Regions from separate parts of the Homo sapiens genome. Here region 1 is linked to region 2. A link is an interaction called in ENCODE POLR2A ChIA-PET data of the cell type or tissue named here. Cell type or tissue: CD4-positive, alpha-beta T cell. All regions are shown on one strand. Links, peaks and the distances in the headings refer to the core of each region. The heading gives the core; the rest is flanking DNA.

The links. ChIA-PET counts read pairs that join two places held together with the same protein. Peaks named below come from ENCODE experiments on the same cell type or tissue, not always from the same donor. Only the 100,000 strongest peaks of a DNase experiment are listed, where the experiment ranks them.
Region 1: POLR2A ChIA-PET joins it to region 2 with 9 read pairs; 2 of 35 experiments call an interaction of 5 or more read pairs at or near these places.

Annotation. Positions count from the first base shown.
Region 1 is chr9:123,289,180-123,293,581 of GRCh38, forward strand. No RefSeq gene overlaps it. Among named protein-coding and RNA genes, the nearest start is that of STRBP, 23 kb to the left of the region's middle. In CD4-positive, alpha-beta T cell, for the core only: no CTCF peak of the experiment used is centred there; no DNase peak of the experiment used is centred there.
Region 2 is chr9:122,898,794-122,903,195 of GRCh38, forward strand. All of the region lies in intron 1 of RC3H2 (ring finger and CCCH-type domains 2), which reads right to left. Among named protein-coding and RNA genes, the nearest start is that of RC3H2, 4.4 kb to the right of the region's middle. In CD4-positive, alpha-beta T cell, for the core only: no CTCF peak of the experiment used is centred there; a DNase peak (open chromatin) is centred at 2,208; H3K4me3 peaks cover 1,319 bases; H3K27ac peaks cover 990 bases.

The sequences.
Region 1 (4,402 bases), core at 105-4,104, 390 kb after region 2:
ATTCATCATTTTAATCATTTGTAAATATAGAATTCAGCAGCATTAAACACATTTACAATGTTATGTAACCATCACCACTATTCATACCCCAAACTTTTTCAGAATCTCTAACATAAACTCAGTAACAATTAAACAAATAACTCCCCATCCCTCTCTCCCCACTGCCCCTGGTAACATCTGTACTATTTTCTGTCCCTAGGAAGTTGCCTATTCTTTTTTCTTCTTTTCTTTTCTTTTTTTCCCGAGATGGAGTTTTGCTCTTGTTGCCCAGGCTGGAGTACAATGGCAAAATCTTGGCTCACTGCAACCTCCACCTCCCAGGTTCAAATGATTCTCCTGCCTCAGCCTCCCAAGTAGCTGGGATTACAGGCAGGCACCACCATGCCTGGCTAATTTTGTATTTTTAGTAAAGACGGGGTTTCACCATGTTGGTCAGGCTGGTCTCAAACTCCTGATCTCAGGTGATCCACCTGCCTCAGCCTCCCAAAGTGCTGGGATTACAGGCATGAGCCACCGTGCCTGGCCAGAAGTTGCCTATTCTAAGTACTTCATACAAGTGAAATCATACCACACTTGCATGTTCTTTGGGTTTAGTTTATTTCACTTCATATAATGTTTTCAAGGCCTATCCACATTGTAGCAAGTGTCAAAATGTCATTTGTTTTTGTGCCTGAATAATATTCCCTTGCATGCCTGTGACACATTTTGTTTTATCTACTCACCTGCTGATGGATGCTTTGGTCATTTCCATATTTTGGCTCCTGTGAGTAATGCTACTGTGAACATCAGTGACACTTATCTGTTCAAGTCCCTGATTTTAATTCTTCTGGATGTACGTCTAGGAGTGGAACTGCTGGGTCATATGGTAGTTCTATCCTTAACTTCTGGAGGAGCTGCCACACTGTCTTCCACAGTGGCTGCACCAGTTTACATTCCCACCAGCAACACATGGGGGTTCTGTTTTCTGTCTTTTCAAGACTGAGTCTCGCTCTGTCACCCAGGCTGGAGTGCAGTGGTGCAATCTCGGCTCACTTCAACCTCCGCCTCCTGGGTTCAAGCAATTCTCCTGCCTCAGCCTCCTGAGTAGCTGGGATTACAGGTACCTGCCACCACGCCCAGCTAATTTTTTGTATTTTTAGTAGAGACAGGGTTTCACCATGATGGCCAGGCTGGTCTCGAACTCCTGACCTCAGGTGACCCACCTACCTCAGCCTCCCAAAGAGCTAGGATTACAGGCATGAGCCACTGCCTCCAGCCAGCGATTCTTGTGCCTCAGCCCTCTGAGTAACTGAGACCACGGGCATGTGCCACCACTCCTGGCTAATTTTTGTATTTTTTGATAGAGATGGGGTTTTACTATGTTGACCAGGCTGATCTCAAACTCCTGATCTCAAGAGATCTGCCCACCTCAGCCTCCCAAAGTGCTGGGATTTCAGGTATGAGCCAATGTGCCCAGCCCGCATGAGCATTCTGATTTCTCTACATGCTCACCATTATTTTTCCATTAAAAAAAAATTATAGCCATATCAATAGGTATAAGGTGGTATCTCATTGTGGGTTTGACAGACTTCATTCCTTTTAATGGCTGGATAATATTTCATTGTATGGACATGCCACATTTTCTTATTCATTCATCAGTTGGTAGAGATTTGGACTGTTCCCACTTTTTGGCTGTTATGAATGATGCTGCTATTATGAATGATGCATTTGAGGGCAAGTTTTTGTGGGGGCCTGTGTTTTCAATTTTCTAGAGACTGTAACTAGAAGTAGGATTGCCAGGTCATGTGGTAACTCCGTGTTTAACCTTTTGAGGAACTGGGTAGAACCATTTTTATCCTCATGTTATACATAAAGAAATGAGGCCCTGAGAAGTTAGGTTGCCCAGAGCCATACAACTAAAAAGTGGTTGCTGGCCGGGCACAGTGGCTCATGCCTGTAATCCCAGCACTTTGGGGGGCCAAGGCGGGTGGATCACAAGGTCAGGAGATCAAGACCATCCTGGCTAACACAGTGAAACCCCGTCTCTACCAAAAATACAAAAAATTAGCTGGGCATGGTCGTGGGCACCTGTAGTCCCAGCTACTCGGGAGGCTGAGGCCAGAGAATGGCGTGAACCCGGGAGGTGGAGCTTGCAGTGAGCCGAGATCACGCCACTGCACTCCAGCCTGGGCGACAGAGTGAGACTCTGTCTCAAAAAAAAAAAAGAAAGAAAGAAAAAAGTGGTTGCTGGGCTTTGAGTCTGGTTGGCTGTCTCAGGAGATCAAAAACAGACAACACCATCCTTCCTGAGGAAAGCAACACTTGTTCTAAAAACAGTCACTAACAGTGTGGGATTTACCAGCAATTTTGACACCTGAAGAATTAATGCTACCATAACCCTCAGTAAAACAATTTAATTAAAATTAAAACGTTTTCATTTTTATTACCTTATTATTATTATTAGCTATTATTTGTTGGATGTCTGCTATGTGCCTAGTATTTTACACACTCTAAACCTTAAAACAGGGAAGGCTCGGGGGGCTTTGGAGTTAGACAGCCTCCAGGTTTGTGTCCTGCTCTGCCACTTGGGCAAGGAATGTAACCACTCTGAGTCTCACTGTCCTCATGTGGGGACAACAATATTAACTATCTTATAGAGTTATCATAAGCCTACATGAGTCAGCACCATAAGAAATCCACAAATACTACTTTTAACAATAAGCTTGTAAAAAAACACTACCTCCCTGCACATTTTACAGATGAGAAAACTGAGGCTTGGCCGTTGATATGATCTGTCCATGGTCCTGAAGACAGAGGTGCCAATGATGACGCTTTTTCATCTCTGCTGTTTCTGCTCCTGGTTCATCCCTTGTTCTGCCCATTCCATTTGTGGACAACACAAAACACCTGGGATTTCTCTACCCTATTCTTCTTATGAACATCGAGCGAGTACAACCCTCTGGGGTCTCTACTGATTCCCTGCTCACATCCCCTTTCCCTCCACATCAGACTGTCTGCATCTCCCAGGACAGAACTCCCACATCTCCCAGGAGCTCCAGCTGCAGCTTCAACTTTCAGTACCTAGCAGCTGGGCTTACTCCAGGAAGACACTGGTGGAATGGAGAGAGCAGAGACTTCCAGTTCAAATTCTGACTCCATCACTCAGGCAAATAGCTAATCCCCCTGATCACCAGCTTCCTCAAAGGTCAAGTGAGGACAATTGTTATACTTCGCAGGATTGCTGCGAAGATGTGAGAGTGTATGGAAAGTATCTGGTTCAGGTACCTGATGCAATGTGGGTGCTCAATAAATGCTCATTACCCTTTTATAGCCCTGTTCCCCTTGTGGGGTGGCAAGGAGAGGTGGAGGCTTCTGGAAGACAAAGCTCAAAGATGGAGTCCACTAGGCTAGGAAATAGCTTGGCAGCTGGAGTGAGAGCAAGGGAGGATTCAGGGGTGGCAGAGATCAAAGCCTAAATTATGCAGATTATTCCTTTGTTCCTTGTAGTTTGCACTTGCTTTGGTGCCTCCTGGGGTGTGAGGAAAGACAAGCTCACATCATATGCACACAGATACACAAAAGTACACAGGGACAAACATACACATGAACCTAAATGCACATGAAAATAAACCCCACCACAACACACACAAACACACATATGCATGCTCACAAGTGTGTGTATGCACTCTGAACACAAATTTATCTACGTGTTCAGGCAATTGTTCAGAAGCTCATGTGCTCATGAACATGTGTAAATGCACAATCTTGTGTGTTCATGCAAGCACATATACACACACACATGTTCACAACCACTAGTCCACACAGGCATGCATAAATGCTTGTCCACATGTGTGCACACTCCCTTTTCAAATCCCCAACTCAAAATAGAAGCATAAGGTGCAACATTTGTGCCTCTCTGTCGTTGAGAGAGAGGAGGCTTTAGAAAGACAGCTTTGCAAAAGAATGTAGAGAAATTGACAGGGATTCCATGCATTTCAGGAAAGGTTAAGAGGTGGAGGGTGTCCAATAGCAATAGCTGGATGAAAGGGTACAGAGGAAACTAGTTCAACCAATGTGGAAGTCAGTGTGGCGATTCCTCAGGGATCTAGAACTAGAAATACCATTTGACCCAGACATCCCATTACTGGGTATATACCCAAAGGACTATAAATCATGCTGCTATAAAGACACATGCACACATATGTTTATTGCGGCACTATTCACAATAGCAAAGACTTGGAACCAACCCAAATGTCCAACAATGATAGACTGGATTAAGAAAATGTGGCACATATACACCATGGAATACTATGCAGCCATAAAAAATGATGAGTTCATGTCCTTTGTAGGGACATGGATGAAATTGGAAATCATCATTCTCAGTAAACTATCGCAAGGACAAAAAACCAAACACCGCATGTTC
Region 2 (4,402 bases), core at 190-4,189:
TTAGTAGCAAAACGATACTAATTTGAACACACTAAACTTCCCAGAATTTCTTTATCTTCCAATTCAAGACTTAACATAAGTCTGACAAAAGCTCTCTGGTGAACAAGAAATCTAGGTATTTAGGGCAATCAAACAACTAATACTTTATTTCACAGGAATGTTTACCAACCCAAATATATTAGTTCCACAGAAATTAGATGTTTAAAAATGTAGTCACATTCAAAGAGAAAAAATATATAACAGAAAGTATTCTCAATTATGCCAACATACAAAAAAATTCTATTAGCCTTTATTGTGTTTTTTTTTTTTTTTTTTTTTTTTTTTTCAGAGACAGAGTCTCCCTCTGTCGCCCAGACTGGAGTGCAATGGTGTGATCTTGGCTCACTGCAACCTCTGCCTCCCAGGTTCAAGTGATTCTCCCGCCTTGGCCTCCCAAGTAACTGGGACGGCACCCACCATCATGCCTGGCTAATTTTTGTAGAGACAGGGTTTCTCCATGTTGGCCAGGCTGGTCTTGAACTCCTGACCTCAGGTGATCTGCCCACCTCAGCCTCCCAAAGTGCTGGGATTGCAGGCGTGAGCCACCGCGCCCGGCCCTGCGCTTTTATATTCACAAAAACAGAGATTAAAAAAAATCTTGGTAAAAATGAATTACAGGGCTTGCTATGTAAAAAGCACCCCTATACAAACTTTCTCAAACAGCTCTAATGCAAATTATCTAATATCGTTATCTTTAAAGTAACCAAATCTTCCAAGTTATAATTTTACAACTTTCATCCTCAAATTACCACATCTATTAATGCCATCAATCTAAAAACCAATTAGTTTCCTTCCAACTTTAGAGATAAGCACTGAGCAGATGAATATATCACTCCCTAAAACTACTGAACATTTTTAACATCCAGTTTTCTGGTTTGCAGAGTTATACAAGAAAAGGCCTTTGAGGAAGAATGAATTTCATCTTAAATCTACTGAAAGCCCTAATATAGTTAATAACTTGAACTGATTAAATATTTATGAAAACAGGACACTGCGTGTAGTTTTTCATAATGGCCACCTGTTTGGAAATGTTAATTCTGTGGGTTAGGGTATCACAGGCCACCTGGTAGTACAAAATAAGAGCAAATACCTTTTCCTTAGTTTTCCAAAGCCTTTCTGAAATGCTTTATATTAAAGCACATAAGTGTGGGGCTTGGGGTGGGGGAGTTTCAACCATACAGAAAAATGCTATCTTTCATATTGTCACCTACTACACAGTTTTAAACTGTTTCAAACTATACCAGAGCACACTTAATAGTTTTATGTTACAATAGTCCTTAGTATAGTTTTATGTTACAATAGTCCTTAGTGTGTTTCAGCATAGAAACATCAGAGGTTTTAACATAATTAATACTGAGAAGTTTAATTTCTACCACAAATTGAATTAATACCTTTAAGATATAAAGGTAAAACACTGCCAAAATTTTGGCAATAACTCTACCAAATTTTCTTCTCTGTGTCAGAGTCTAGCTTTCTGACAGTAAATTATCAACTAAACTTCCCTTATACGATCAGATGTAAGAAACGCTTTGATTTTCCAAATATGTTTTTCTTCAGTAATATTATCAGTAAATCCTAGATTCCTTAATTAAGATAAATCAATATAAAATTTTACCTAAAACATAGAAGAAACTTCATTCCTTCAAAACAGGCACTTTGTAAACATTTACCTAGAAAATATTTTTGTAACTACCAAAAATGGTAAATATCCTATAGTTTTTATAATTTAAAGAGCATATAAATGAACCATGGAGCACTAAGACTACATATTAATTTGCAAAACTTCTAGACCTATACTAATACATTTTATGCAACTTATTTGAGTCTATGTAAGTCTAAATTGCTATGAATATTTATAGTTACTACTGAAGTATTCTTCTCAAATAATCAAAACATTTCAAACTGAGATAAAATGGACTAAAAGGCCTACAACTCAAGATACCTAAAGTGATTCCTTAAGAAAAACATTCTAATTATTTGTATTAACTAATTTTAGTTACCAGTTACAAAAATTGAAAAAGGATAATAAGATAAAGCATAGGAGTGAGAAATGCTAAATTAAAGGTGGGACCATAAACAATTTTTCGCTCAAATAATTTTCCAGACTGTAAGTTCCTTGCTATGAGTGCTGACACATAAAACAGGAAGCACAATAGGCATCTCTTATATGATTCAAATTACAAACTGCTTTATTAAGAGCCAGCTAAATACTTTCATTTTCTCTTATTAGTCCACCATATTATGCAGCCAGTTCAGGTCTACGGCATCTGATTTTAAAATGCCAGAATAAAGTTTATGCTTCTTTAACTGTCATATATGTATACATCATTTTACAATTCTCTTAATAAAAATGTAAACCTTAGGGCTTAGTTCTTCTAATTAAAACCATTGTTTTCATTCTTGTTAACCTATGTGAGGAATATAAGCTACTGAAATGGACTGTCACAGTACTTCCCCGTTTAGAAAACTTAAAAATAATTAGTTTTGTTCTTAAAAAATGATATTTAAAGCATAAGCACAATTTGGATCTCTAGCTAAAAGACAAGTAAAAACCAAAACAGCAATGGAAACAACCTGTAAGCTAGAAACTCAGTACTGGAGAAAAAGGAATTGAATTGCAATTTAAAAGACTGCTATAATATGTGATTTTGCCGTTAACGTGTGAAGTATATATGACTCAAATTTTACTTCTTAAATACACTATGTGGTTGAACTGTTTTAAAATAAATATTAGATATAACTTCCAATGCATTCTTTTTTTTTTTTTTTTTTTTGAGATGGAGGAGTCTCACTCTGTTGCCTAGGCTGGAGTGCGGTGGTGCGATTTCGGCTCACTGCAACCTCCGCCTCCCGGTTTCATACGATTCTCCTGCCTCAGCCTCCTGAGTAGCTGGGATTACAAGTGCGCACCACCATGCCCGGTTAATTTTTGTATTTTTAGTAGAGACAGGGTTTCACCTGTGGGTCAGGCTGATCTCAAACTCCTGACCTCGTGATCTGCCCACCTTGGCCTCCCAAAGTCCTGGGATTACAGGCATGAGCCTCGGCGCCCAGTCTCAATGCATTCTAATAGGGCAATAATGAGATAACTACTTCTTTTTTTTTTTTTTTTTTGAGACGGAGTTTCGCTCTTGTTGCCCAGGCTGTAGTGCAATGGCGCGATCTCGGCTCACTGCAACCTCCGTCTCCCGGGTTCAAGCGATTCTCCTGCCTCAGCCTCCGGAGTAGCTGGGATTACAGGCATGCGCCACCAGGCCCAGCTAATTTTTTGTAATTTTAGTAGAGATGGGGTTTATCCATGTTGGTCAGGCTGGTCTCGAACTCCTGACCTCAGGTGATCCACCCGCCTCAGCCTTCCAAAGTGCTGGGATTACAGGCGTGAGCCACCGCGCCCAGCCAACTTTCTATTTTAACAAGTATAACTAATATTAGTGATGACGAGAAAAATACTTTCTTTGAGATAGAACTTACTTCTGCCTATCAAATCATAGCCAATGGATAACTTCATCCTTCATATTACCAAAGTCCTTAGCTCTTTAATTATTCTGATTGTAACAGGATAATCTATCTGGAAGTTTTGGGTTTTTATACATCTACTTTTATTCCACTAACATATTTCTTGGAAGAGTAATGCTGATCTACAACAGTAATATCCGATAGAAATATGTGAGCCATTATAATCCGAGTAATTTTTAATTTTCTGGTAGTCACATTAAAAAAGGTTAAAAGAGGCTAGGCGTGGTGGCTCACGCCTGTAATCCCAGCACTTTGGGAGGCGGAGGCGGGAGGTGGGTGGATCACTTGAGGTCATGAGTTCCAGACCAGCCTGGTCAACATGGCAAAACCCCATCTCTACTAAAAATACAAAAATTAGCCTGGTGTAGTGGTGCCTTCCTGTAATCCCAACTACTCAGGAGTCTGAGGCATGAGAATTGCTTGAACCTGGAAGCAGAGGTTGCAGTGAACCCGAATGGTGCCACTGCACTCCAGCATGGGTGATAGAGAGAGACTGTCTCAAAAAAAAAAAAAAAAAAGTTAAAATAGCTAAAATTATTTTTAGTAATATATTTTATTTATCCCAGTTTATACAAAATATCATTTCAACATGTTGTCAATATTAAAATTACTGAGATATTAAAAAAAATCTTGGTACTAAGTCTTTGAAATCTGGTATTTTACACCTAAAGCACATCTCAATTCACAGAAGCCACATTTCAAATCTTCAACTGTCACATGTGGCCACTGGCTAGTACTGGACAGTGCAACTCTAGAATATTTAAATTATAAAGTAATACTTAGAACTTTTATCAGGAAATTGAGGTAAAACTCACACTTACACTTAAAGCTTTAGTAAAATTAGAGA